Linked DNA regions of Homo sapiens: region 1 is linked to region 2. Evidence: read pairs that join two places in POLR2A ChIA-PET (ENCODE). Cell type or tissue: PC-9. All regions are shown on one strand. Links, peaks and the distances in the headings refer to the core of each region. The heading gives the core; the rest is flanking DNA.

Region 1 (5,382 bases), core at 89-5,088, 60 kb after region 2:
TCTTGCAGACAGGGTATACAGTTTACTGTTGGCCCTCAGAATGCCTGCCAGGCACTGGGCACCCAGAACAGGATGAAGTCAGACTATAAATTTAAACCCGAGTGGAGGGCTGAGTTTCCAAAGAGCACGCTGCATGGCATTCCACATGTTTTCTCATAAGCCACTGGCTACCATTATCCACAGTGTTTTGGAAATTTCGGCAAGAGGTTTTACCTTAATTTCTGCAATAATCTTTTATACCAAAAAATTTTGAAATCCCATTTTCTCTCCTCCCTTTACTGTTGGAAAGAATGTGAACTCTCTAGGATCCCTGTGAAAAATAATGATACAACACCCCTAACCCCAGACATGGAGCACATTTCCCATGCATACGACACTTAGGGGCAGATTGGAAAAATAATAACCAAAATTCCTTCAGGAAAACATCAAAGCCTCCAAAAGCAAAACATACATTTTAATCTCTGCTAGCAACGTCACCAGTTCTCTGCTGTCCAAATTTATAACGTTGGGGCAACAACACGCATAATACAACCACCCAATCCTCTAGGTTCTCTCTACTGTGCTAATATAATAATAGAAATTGTTTGATCTGGTAGAAAAAGGGAGGTGAGGATTTTCTCACTCAGCCATTCTGAACACTGCACATCTCCAAAGGAAGCAAAGCAACATCCTACTCTCACGCCATTAAACCCCAAGCAAGGGAAGCCCAGGGAGCTTGTGGCAGGAGCTCCTCATGGGTGGAGACACATGCAACAGGAACCACTGCAGCAGACCCATCCACAACCCCAGGGCATCTCTCTTTTCTCATTTTTTATATACTGAGATCACACATATGGCATTCATGAGCCTCAATGTCCCAAGTGTAAAGAATATATCTGTATTTGTATCTATCCATCCATCAATAATGAGCATTATGTATTCTATTTATTTGTGACAGTTTTACTTGAAACTATTCCTGTGAGCACTGAGTTGTGGCATCACTAAGCCAAACGATAAGGAGAATGTTTTACCCAAAGCTTGCAGAAAGGGCTGCTACATTGTTAGTCTTACCTTGGGGGTCTTCAAGATGTTGGAAAAGGACAGATAGATCGTTGGGGTTTTCAAGGTAGCAGATGGCACCTGTTGAGGGAGCACTAACTAGGGGCCTTGAAGGGGCAGGTGACAATTGGTAATTGGAGGCTTTTGTGTGCGTCTGTTTCTGCAGGCACTGTGCACAGGGGTGAATGTGTGTCTCCAGGGAGAGGTTGGAACAGGATTATGTTCTCAGGGGGAAGTTCCAGTAGAGGCTGAAAATGTTCACATACAGAAAAGAAGGTGATGCCCAAGTGGAAATAAGGTACACTGGGATGGTGACCCAGGGCCACAGGCAGAGGCTGTGGTCGCCGAACATTTCAAAACTGCTTCTTTTGTGTTGCTCGTTTATGCATTCTTGGAGATAGCCTGCTTTTCTTTTCATCTTAGGACCCTCTGGTCCTTGGTGGTTGGAACAGGATCAGTAGGATCTAGCATTGCTGATGTTCCTGATGGTTGCTCTGAGGGACATTTGTAATCTGGTTATTTGCTGTATCTATTGATCGATGGCTTCTCTGACTATGTGCAATCTCCCTAGCACTAATAATTTTAAGGACTCCTTTTGATGGATCAGTGCCTCTCAGAGTCATTAGGTCACCCAGTGATACACTGTCTGTGTGTGGGGTATCCTTAAAGACATGTTTTAACTCTCTTCTAGTAGAGGTCTCTATTAAGGAATTTGGGTTGTTTTGGGAGGTCAATTCAGAGTCATAGAAATGGGAGGAAAATAGGGGAAATGTTGCAATATGACACAATTTAGAAGGCAGCTCCCTGGGGCTGGTCTTGAGTTTTTCTATCAACGTGCTCCCACGATGAAGATGGATACCAAGGAACCAAAGGTTTCTACCCAAGGCCCTGTGGCCAAGGCTCTGGGTCTTGTCTATGTCATTGCACAACTGGAGGGAGAACAAGGTCAGCAGGTGAGTGTTGGCACAGGATTTTGAATGTGCCCACACATCCAAGTTCTTGTGTTGAGCAACTGAAGATAGGGAAGAGACAGGAGATCTCGTTATGTCCCAGAGCAGTTCTTTAAGATACCACATCAACGCAGCCATTTTTAAAGGCTGCATTGAAAAAATACAAAGATTAGGTACAGAAATGACAACTCAGCAACACATTGAACAATCCAGCATTCCTTTAAGACTTTTAGCCTTAGTCTGATGTTTCCTTACTCTTTGAACCTTGTACCACTGTTGGCTCCAGAATGCAATATTCTTGTACACAGAGACATTGTTTGGCCAAGAGGAATCCTGCCTCAGTCATACCCAGTTTCTTCCCATTTGATGAATGTGAAAGGATGAAAATAGGACATTGCAACAACCTTGCAGGAAAGTGTATCATGGCTGATGAGTGACAAATACCGTGGGCACAGGAGCAGGGGTGTGATTACACATAAGCCTGGAGTCTCCTCCATTCCTAGTGAGCAGCACTGGAGTCTGAATTGGGACACCAGGCTTTAGACTAGGTTCTGTCATTTGTAAACTGTGTGGCTTTGGGAAGGACTCACAAACTCTGAAATCTTTCTTTTCTACCTAAAATGAGCTCTTGAATATCTCTATCAATTCTAAATGTCTCTGACTCTAATTCCATCAAGTTTGTGTCATTCTCCTTCTCGCAGTGGAAAGAGCTCTAAAAGTATCCTTATTTCCTAATGGAATCATTACCCCGAGTGTATCAAGAGCAAATTTTGAATGTCCTTTGGTTACTAAGAAGAGTAAAACCAATGGCATCTACTTAAGGTAACTGGATCCAGAGCAAAGTTAAAAATTAGGATGGATCATTTTCTAACAGCCATTCAAAACCATACATGGTTAATTCAGAAACAAATATTCTGAATTCTAAATACATTAAAATTTTCAGGACACCCTGCCTGCACTGTTGGCATGGAAAACTAGCATGGAGCTTCTGGGGAAGGAAGGAAAGATTGAAAGAGAGAGAGAGAAAGAAAAAGAAGGAAAGGAGGAAGAAAGGAAATGTAGGCTGAGAGAAAAAAAATCAAACAGCTAAGCAGCTAAGCAGTAAGCCCTCTAGGGAACTGAAGAATATTCAGAGTTTATTTGATCTTCTTGCAAAGCTTGGGTGAATTCTTGGAGAATACTTCTAATATAGCATTGGCAAGAAGTCTCAGTTACCAACCTGCCGCATTAACACACCATCCCCTCCCAAATGACATACGGCCAGTCACATGCAAAAGAAATGCATAGAAGTGTCCATTCGGAGTGTTCCTTACAGCTGACCACATTGGTCAGTTAATGTCATAATTATTCCATGTAATGCTCCAAAATTCAGTGGCTGAAAACAATCATTGTTATTACTCCTGCATCTGTGGGGCAACGGGGGTCTGGCTGATCTAGGTTGGGCTTGCTTCAGGGTGCTGCAGCAGGGGCTGCTTGACTGCAGATCACACTGTGGGTCATTTGGGGTGACTCTGCCACACATACTTCTCAGCCTTCTTGCACCAGCAGTCTGGCAGGGTCATGTTCTTCCCTGTGGCAGAGGCAGGACGTAAGTGAAAAATGAACAAGGCCACAGAACAGGCCATTTTACCACTTCCCATTGGCTGAAGCAAGTCACATGGTGCACACGCACACTGTCACTTCAACCCACTTCCACTAGCTAAAATGAGTCATGAGGACGAATACAAAATCCAAGAGTGAAAAATACATTCTGTTTAGCTTAGTTTAGCAGAAGAAAGTTCATTTATTTATTAGTTGTACAAATTTATGGGGTATATGTGGAATTTTATCACATGCATAAATTGTGTAATGGTCAAGTCAGGGCTTTTAGGGTATCCATTCCACAAATAACATATATTGTACCCATTAACTAATTTCTCATTATCCATTAGCCTCCCATTCCCTTTGTCTTTTGAGTCTCCATTCTCTATCTGACCAAAAGAATTCTGCAGTTGTTGAGTAGAATGTTCTGTAAATATCTGTCAGTTCCATTTGGTCCGAAGGCAAACTCAAGTCCAATGTCTCTGTTGTCTTTCTGACCTGATGATCTGTCTAATGCTGTGGATGGGGTGTTGAAGCCCCCCACTAGTATTGTATAGCTGTCTACATCTCTCTTTAGGTCCAGAAGTATTTGTTTTATGAATCTGGGTGCTCCAGTGCGGGGTGTGTGTGTGTGTGTGTGTGTGTGTGTGTGTGTATATATATATATATATATTTAGTTATATATATTTTGTTATATAGTTATAATCTCTTGCTGAAATGACCTTGTCTTTTTTTTTTTTTTTACCATTTTCGACTTAAAACCTGTTTCATCTGATACAAGTATAGCTACTCCAGCAGAAGAAACTTTAATTCATATGACAAAAGCATGGATAAATGGATAAATGAATCAGGACCACTGATGCCATTGTTTCATTATATTACTGAATCTTCTAGGATCCTTCTGCTCTGGTCCCATATCAACCTTGATATCCTCATTTATATGTTTCCCTGGATTCCAGCCATCCACCTAAACCCCAAGTTACTGATTATTGGTCTGTTCCTGAGACTCAGGACTGTTTCTCCTGATCTGGCACTATAGACAAGCATTTCTGGTGAGCTCAGTCTGACAACTCCCCACCCAGAGAGCTGGCATCTTCCCAGGAGCTTCCACCGCTGAAGCAAGGCTTCTCCAGCCTCTCGGTGATAGGGAATGATTGATGGCAGCTATTCTGGGACAGAAATCAAAATGCAACAGGCAGAGAAGGGATTGATGCCACCTGCTCTCACTTATTGAATAGTAATTGCCCATCTTTTAGATGGGTTAACTTCATGTGCTTTTCATATCTGTGATGTTTCTATGGAGCTTTTTAATCTACCTTGGAGGTTGCAAAAGGAGATTCTATTTCAGAAAGCAAAGTGAGGAGTTCAGGCCATCTGTCAGCGCAGGCTTCAGCAAGTAGTGTATTTGCGTGCTGACTTTGCTTCACATCCACCTCCATTTGCCTCTGCCATTTTGTCCTAGGATCATGGTTAATGCTGAAAGAAGCGTGACTCCCATCAGTCATCAGCTCTTCTCAGATAAAGCAAGGTGAAGTCAACTAGAGAATGAGCTCCACAACACCAGTAGAATTTAAATAAAATCAAAGCGAACAGTATTTTGTATGGTTACTTTGCATTTTCATTAGTATTAATAACCAGTCTTCCTTTAGCAAGATAGAATTATCTCTCAGGCCCTTCTTCCCATCTTTGCCCTTTGGTTATTTTGCATTTAATACATTTCAGAAATTATTGCCAGATATTCTCACATTTTGTTTACAGTGCTGTGCCTTGAAAAACAGATTCTGTTTTTCCACCATATATATACAGTGAGATG
Region 2 (5,382 bases), core at 331-5,330:
TCCTCAGTAAGGCTTTTACTTACTCAAGCAGCCTCAAATCATTTTCTAACAAAGAACAGCCTGTAAAGTCGAGTTGCAGACATGGACAAGCAAACTGCGAGCTTGAATGGGTGAAAGCCCCCAGAAACTAGAGACTAGACATATTCAAGATGGTGTCTCCATCTTCCCTTCTCTGTCAGCCACGTGTTCAAGAAGGAGCAGACAAGATGGAGCAGGCCTAGGGGAGCGTTCATTTGCACAAGGGTGGGGTAACCAGCCTTCACATCCGCCCTGCCCCCCCATGTAAATGTCACACCTGATCGAACCATTCTGTGAGCCCTACATAAATCAGACACTGCCTCCTCAAGCTGGACTATAAAATCTGGTGCATCCCTGCCAGCCAGACTTTTCTGCTCGGAAGACCCTTCCCTCTATAGAGAGAGCTGTTTTTCTCTCTCTCTTTTATTCTTTTTTTTTTTTTTTTTTTTTTTTTTTTTTTTTTTGAGATAGAGTCTCCCTCTTTCACCCAGGCTGGAGTGCAGTGGCGCTATCCCTGCTCACTGCAAGCTCCTTCTCCCAGGTTCATGCCATTCTCCTGCCTCAGCCTCCCGAGTAGCTGGGACTACAGGCGCCCGCCACCATGCCCAGCTAATTTGTTGTATTTTTAGTAGAGATGGGATTTCACTGTGTTAGCCAGGATGGTCTCGATCTCCTGACCTCATGATCCACCCACCTCGGCCTCCCAAAGTGCTGGGATTACAGGCGTGAGCCACCACGCCCAGGCTTTTCTTTCTCTTTTCTTCTGCCTATTAAACCTCCACTCCTAAACTCCTCATGAGTGTCCTTGTCCTAAATTTTCCTGGAGTGAGAGGACTGAGAGAACAAACCCCGGGTATTTACCCCAGACAACGTAGCCACTTCAGAAAGGCTCTTTAAAAACTACTCAGTTAATCTATTTCTTCAGATAGTCTAAGCCCTGATTTGAATCAGTTGGGGCCCCTGATGAATTTCCTTCACTAAGCCATGCTTCCCTGCCTCCTCTGTCCTTGGTTTTACTCAAGGAGAACCCATGTAACAGGACCAAGTTTGTTTCACGATGCACAGCAAGGCAATACGCTAAGTCACCCAGTTGCAGCTGAGAAAGAGGTTTCATGGTAAAGCAACCAAATGAGGAGACAGAAGGAAACCTCAACTCCATCTCCCCAAGGAGTTTGGAAGTAGGGATTTTAAGGGGTTTGGATGAATAGTGGGCCGAGGTGTGGGGATCCTTGACTGGTCAAAGAGCATAGGGTGAAGTCATGAGACAAGGAGATGAAGAAACCTCATTCTCATCCTGATTAGGCTCCTCTGCAGGGGTCTTCATGCTGATAGTGCTCCTCTGGGGGGGTCTTCATGCTGCTTGGTATCAGCCATTCCACTGGAATTCAGGATCTGAAAAACATATTAAGCAATTGTTAAACAGAAACATTATTATTCTAGCATCAGAAATCCTATCTATAGGAACAACACGGATGCAAGTGGTCAGTATGTAGTGCTGCATGACTTTCGGTAGCAAGCAGCTACAAGGAAATGAGTGTACTTTGGATTCCTTTTAAAGGACAGAACAGTCAAAAGACTGATCTTAGTGAATGAGGAGTGGGAAGTGTGGAGAGGGGCACAGCAGATTAATGCTTAATTCTATTTCTGTCTAGAACTTGGCATGTAATTCTTGTTAACTCGGTGAGAGTGGTTTCACCCAGACAGACATGGGTCTATTCCAGCATTTGATGTGGAAATGCTGTGGAGAGCAGATGACATGCAGGTGGCTGCTACTTTCCCTGTGAAGTGTACAGGGATCATAGGCATTCTTGATGGACTCAGTAGGAGGGAACCCTCCCCTTGAAGGGCCAGCCCCTTTATCTCTAACAGAAGCTGTGCCCTACCTCTGCCTGGCTGCCAGGAAAGCTCAAATGGACACTGGCCCAAACTCTGCCTCCTCTGTAAACCATTACTTTGGCACTTGTCTAATTGGTTGGTGGGTTTTTTTTTATTTTGAATATTATTTTATTTAAAAATTATTGCACATTTTCTGGCAAGTTGTTTTTCAAAACCTTGTAAGTGGGTGAGGATATCAATCACTTAAACTCTCTAAGAATATTGAAAAGGGACTTCTAGGAGAGAATAGAAAAATGACTACCAAGTTTCCTTTCAGCCCAGAGGTTCCACAATGCAGTAACTTGATTACCTTGGGCTGAAACGCCCTCCCTTTCCCACTGGCTCTGCTGAAAATATTTGTGCCTTCAAGGTAGGCCTTGACAACTAATGGCAGCTCAAGTTTTTCTTCATAATTTATGAGTGATAATAAATGTGCCTGCCGCCTCACTATTGGTGTTCTTTCAAATGGCAAGCGTAGACATGAAAACCTGATGACTCATGAAAATGAAATGTCCCAGCGTGGCAGGTGAATTTCCACACTGACGTAGCTCCATGCTGTTGGTTAAAAAGACAAAGACCCATGAGATTTCTCAGGAGGGGCAATGGGATGCAGCCGGCACATGTCTCTGAGAAGCCGGTGATAGAGCTGCCTTTCCAGCCCATTTCCCCCACATTTCCTTCTGCTGTGCCCCTCTCCACGCTTCCCACTCCTCAATCACTAAGATCAGTCTTTTGACTGTGCTGTCCTTTAAAAGGAATCCAAAGTGCAGATGGAAAAGGCGGCACCTGGTGAGAAGTGGCAAGAGGATTTATAGAATCTGTACCTAAAAGATGCCTCTGTCCAGAAAGGGGGCGGCCACTCTCAGGAATCATCCTCAAACTGAATACAGGCCATCAAGGACCTCAGGGAGCACAAGTTAATTGAAATGAAATCAATCCCTCCAGGGCTTTAATGAAGATGTTGAGAAGCCTGCTGGCAGCTGGGACCCGGCAGGCCAGTGTGAAGCTGTGAGGGACAGTCCCTGGATTAAAAAGGGGCAGGAGCTACAGACTGAGGGAGTCCCTGTGCTAAATGCACCTGCCACTGAGCACTTCCATTCTCAGCCTCTACCTGTCGGACACTCACTGCCGGGGCAGCAAACAATAGACATGGAGATTGGGGGCCTGTGGCTGCTTCTGTTGCTCCAGTTGAGCATTTTACAGTGGAGTGAGGGTTTGATCTTATGTCCTAAGGGGTGATCCTTCTGCTGAAACTGCTAAGGAAACGTAGTCCTTTTCTTTTAACACAGGACTGTAGAGTTTTCTGACAAAAGAATAATTCCACTCTTGCTCCTTAAAATCCATTGTTAGGAGCAGACAAAGAGCAGAACATCCACACTCTCTGTTCTGAACACTCTCTGTTCTGAACACTGCAGACCTCCAGCTGCCCTTCCAGGTCGTCCTTTAGCAGACGCTCTTGGAGAAATGCAGATCTAATCTCATCTGTCTATGTTAAGCCCTTTAGGACTCTCAGAACGGGGTTCAAGTTCCTTAGCGGGGCCAACCAGGCATTATCTGTTTCTCCCTCCAGCGCATCTAACAACACACTCCTCTTTTCCCTTCGCCTCCCAGAGTCGTGCCTCTCGCCTCTCCTGGGGCATCCAAACACAAAGCCTCTCTCCACCTCCCCCTCTCCCAGGACGTGTTGAAATCCTCCTCCAGGCCCAGATCTTAAATGCCGCTGTTCCCGCTCTTCTGCCACTTGCTGTCTTTGTGCTGAGGTTTCCCATCTTACTCAGTGCCCGGAAGAGCATCGGAAGTGGTTGATAAGTGGCTGTTGAATATTGGCTGTTGTATGGATGCAGCTATTACTGGCTGTTCTACATCCTGGAATGTGAAATTAGCAGCCAGCTGAATTAAAACTCACTGAGTATGTTTGTATGGATACAAGAACCTGAGGTTGAAGAATGGTGAAAATAGGAAAAGTGATGACCTACAACTAGTAGAAATCAGCCATTTTAGGAGAAAATTGTCTTGCCTTGAGACAGTGAGGAAAGTGAGGAGGCTTTTTCAATAATTTATGTAAGGAATGATAAGGGCTTGAACATAAACTAAAGCAGAGGGATGGAAATATGGATTTGAGAGTTGCACAAGAGGCCAGTGAATGGGTTAGGTCCACATGCCATCAATCAGTGGTTGACTGGGTGACACGTCCCAAGTCATTCAAACCCACTGAGTTTTGGTTGTCTACCTGTAAAGTGAGCATGCCTCGCCCATGAGTATCTGATAAGCTAATACCAGATACACATCTAGGTATGTGCCTGCCACATTGCAAACCTTCATTAAGAAATAGGTCAAACGAAACATATATATATATATAGACACACACACACACACACTTCCAAGCATTTAATAAGATATAATGAATAAAAAGATATTAAAAAAAAGAACAAAAGAATTTGCAAGATGGAGATGGCTTAGCGGGTAGGGCATAAAGAAATGAGGGGGTAGACATCAGAGCCACCTGGCTGGTACCTCCCATCAAAGGCTGACTTTTAGTATTTGCTCAAGGTGAAAACACCGCACGCATGAATGAGCCATAAAAAGCCAGCAGAAATAACTTTCCTTGCTTAGCAAGTGACACTTCCCACATTGGCCTTTTCTGTTCCTAATTCAGCTCCAATCCCTGGAATGAGTTTTTTCATTATTTTAGGTGATCTGGCTAGCTCCTTCTGCTTTCTTTTTTTTTTTTTTTTTTTTTTGGTTGGTGGGGAGGGGGACACAGTCTTGCTCTGTCACTCAGGCTACAGTGCAGTGGCATAATCTTGGCTCACTGCAACCTCCACCTCCCAGGTTTAAGTGATTCTCCTGCCTCAGCCTCCCAGTAGCTGGGATTACAGATATGCACCAAAATACCTGGCTAATTTTTGTATTTTAGTAGGATTTCGCCATGTTGTCCAGGCTGGTCTCGAACTCCTGGCCTCAAGTGATCCTCCCGCCTTCAAGTGATCCTCTTGCCTTGACCTCCCAAAGTGCTGGGATTACAGGGGTGAGCCACCACGCCCGGCCTCCTTCTGCATTTTGACTTTAACTCTGTGCCCCCAGTTTTGCCTGACTCCTGGAATCTTTTAATGAAAAAAAGTGAACGCAGAATAATAGATGTTAAAATTCACATGCCAGTAGCTTCCCTGACCTAGTTTTATGTTGGTCTTCCATTCTATCATTTGTGCAGGCATCTCCTTTAGATGTATCATAGTTTTCTCGGGCATCCCAGCCCATTCCCAAAGGATTCGAAGGCAGGCTAGCATGCAAATTTGGACTTTTTGGGTAGTTGATGGTGGGGGTGGGTGTGGAGGAGAATAACTAAAACAACAAATACAAGGCTAATGGATCCGAAGGTCTGGGGAATATGACTGAACAGTTTTGTGTTTATTCCTTGTACATTGTGGTACAGAAGGTAGACATAGCCCTGGGAAATTCACAGAAGGAGGTAGAAATTTTATGGAGAAA

Evidence for each region. ChIA-PET counts read pairs that join two places held together with the same protein. Peaks named below come from ENCODE experiments on the same cell type or tissue, not always from the same donor. Only the 100,000 strongest peaks of a DNase experiment are listed, where the experiment ranks them.
Region 1: POLR2A ChIA-PET joins it to region 2 with 5 read pairs; 2 of 35 experiments call an interaction of 5 or more read pairs at or near these places.

Annotation. Positions count from the first base shown.
Region 1 is chr20:24,153,809-24,159,190 of GRCh38, forward strand. No RefSeq gene overlaps it. Among named protein-coding and RNA genes, the nearest start is that of LINC01721, 43 kb to the right of the region's middle. In PC-9, for the core only: no CTCF peak of the experiment used is centred there; no DNase peak of the experiment used is centred there.
Region 2 is chr20:24,093,605-24,098,986 of GRCh38, forward strand. WAKMAR1 (wound and keratinocyte migration associated lncRNA 1) reads right to left here. Exons shown (of 4, transcript XR_001754557.2): 2 at 1,301-1,410. Among named protein-coding and RNA genes, the nearest start is that of WAKMAR1, 16 kb to the right of the region's middle. In PC-9, for the core only: no CTCF peak of the experiment used is centred there; DNase peaks (open chromatin) are centred at 2,337, 4,117 and 4,457; H3K27ac peaks cover 2,201 bases.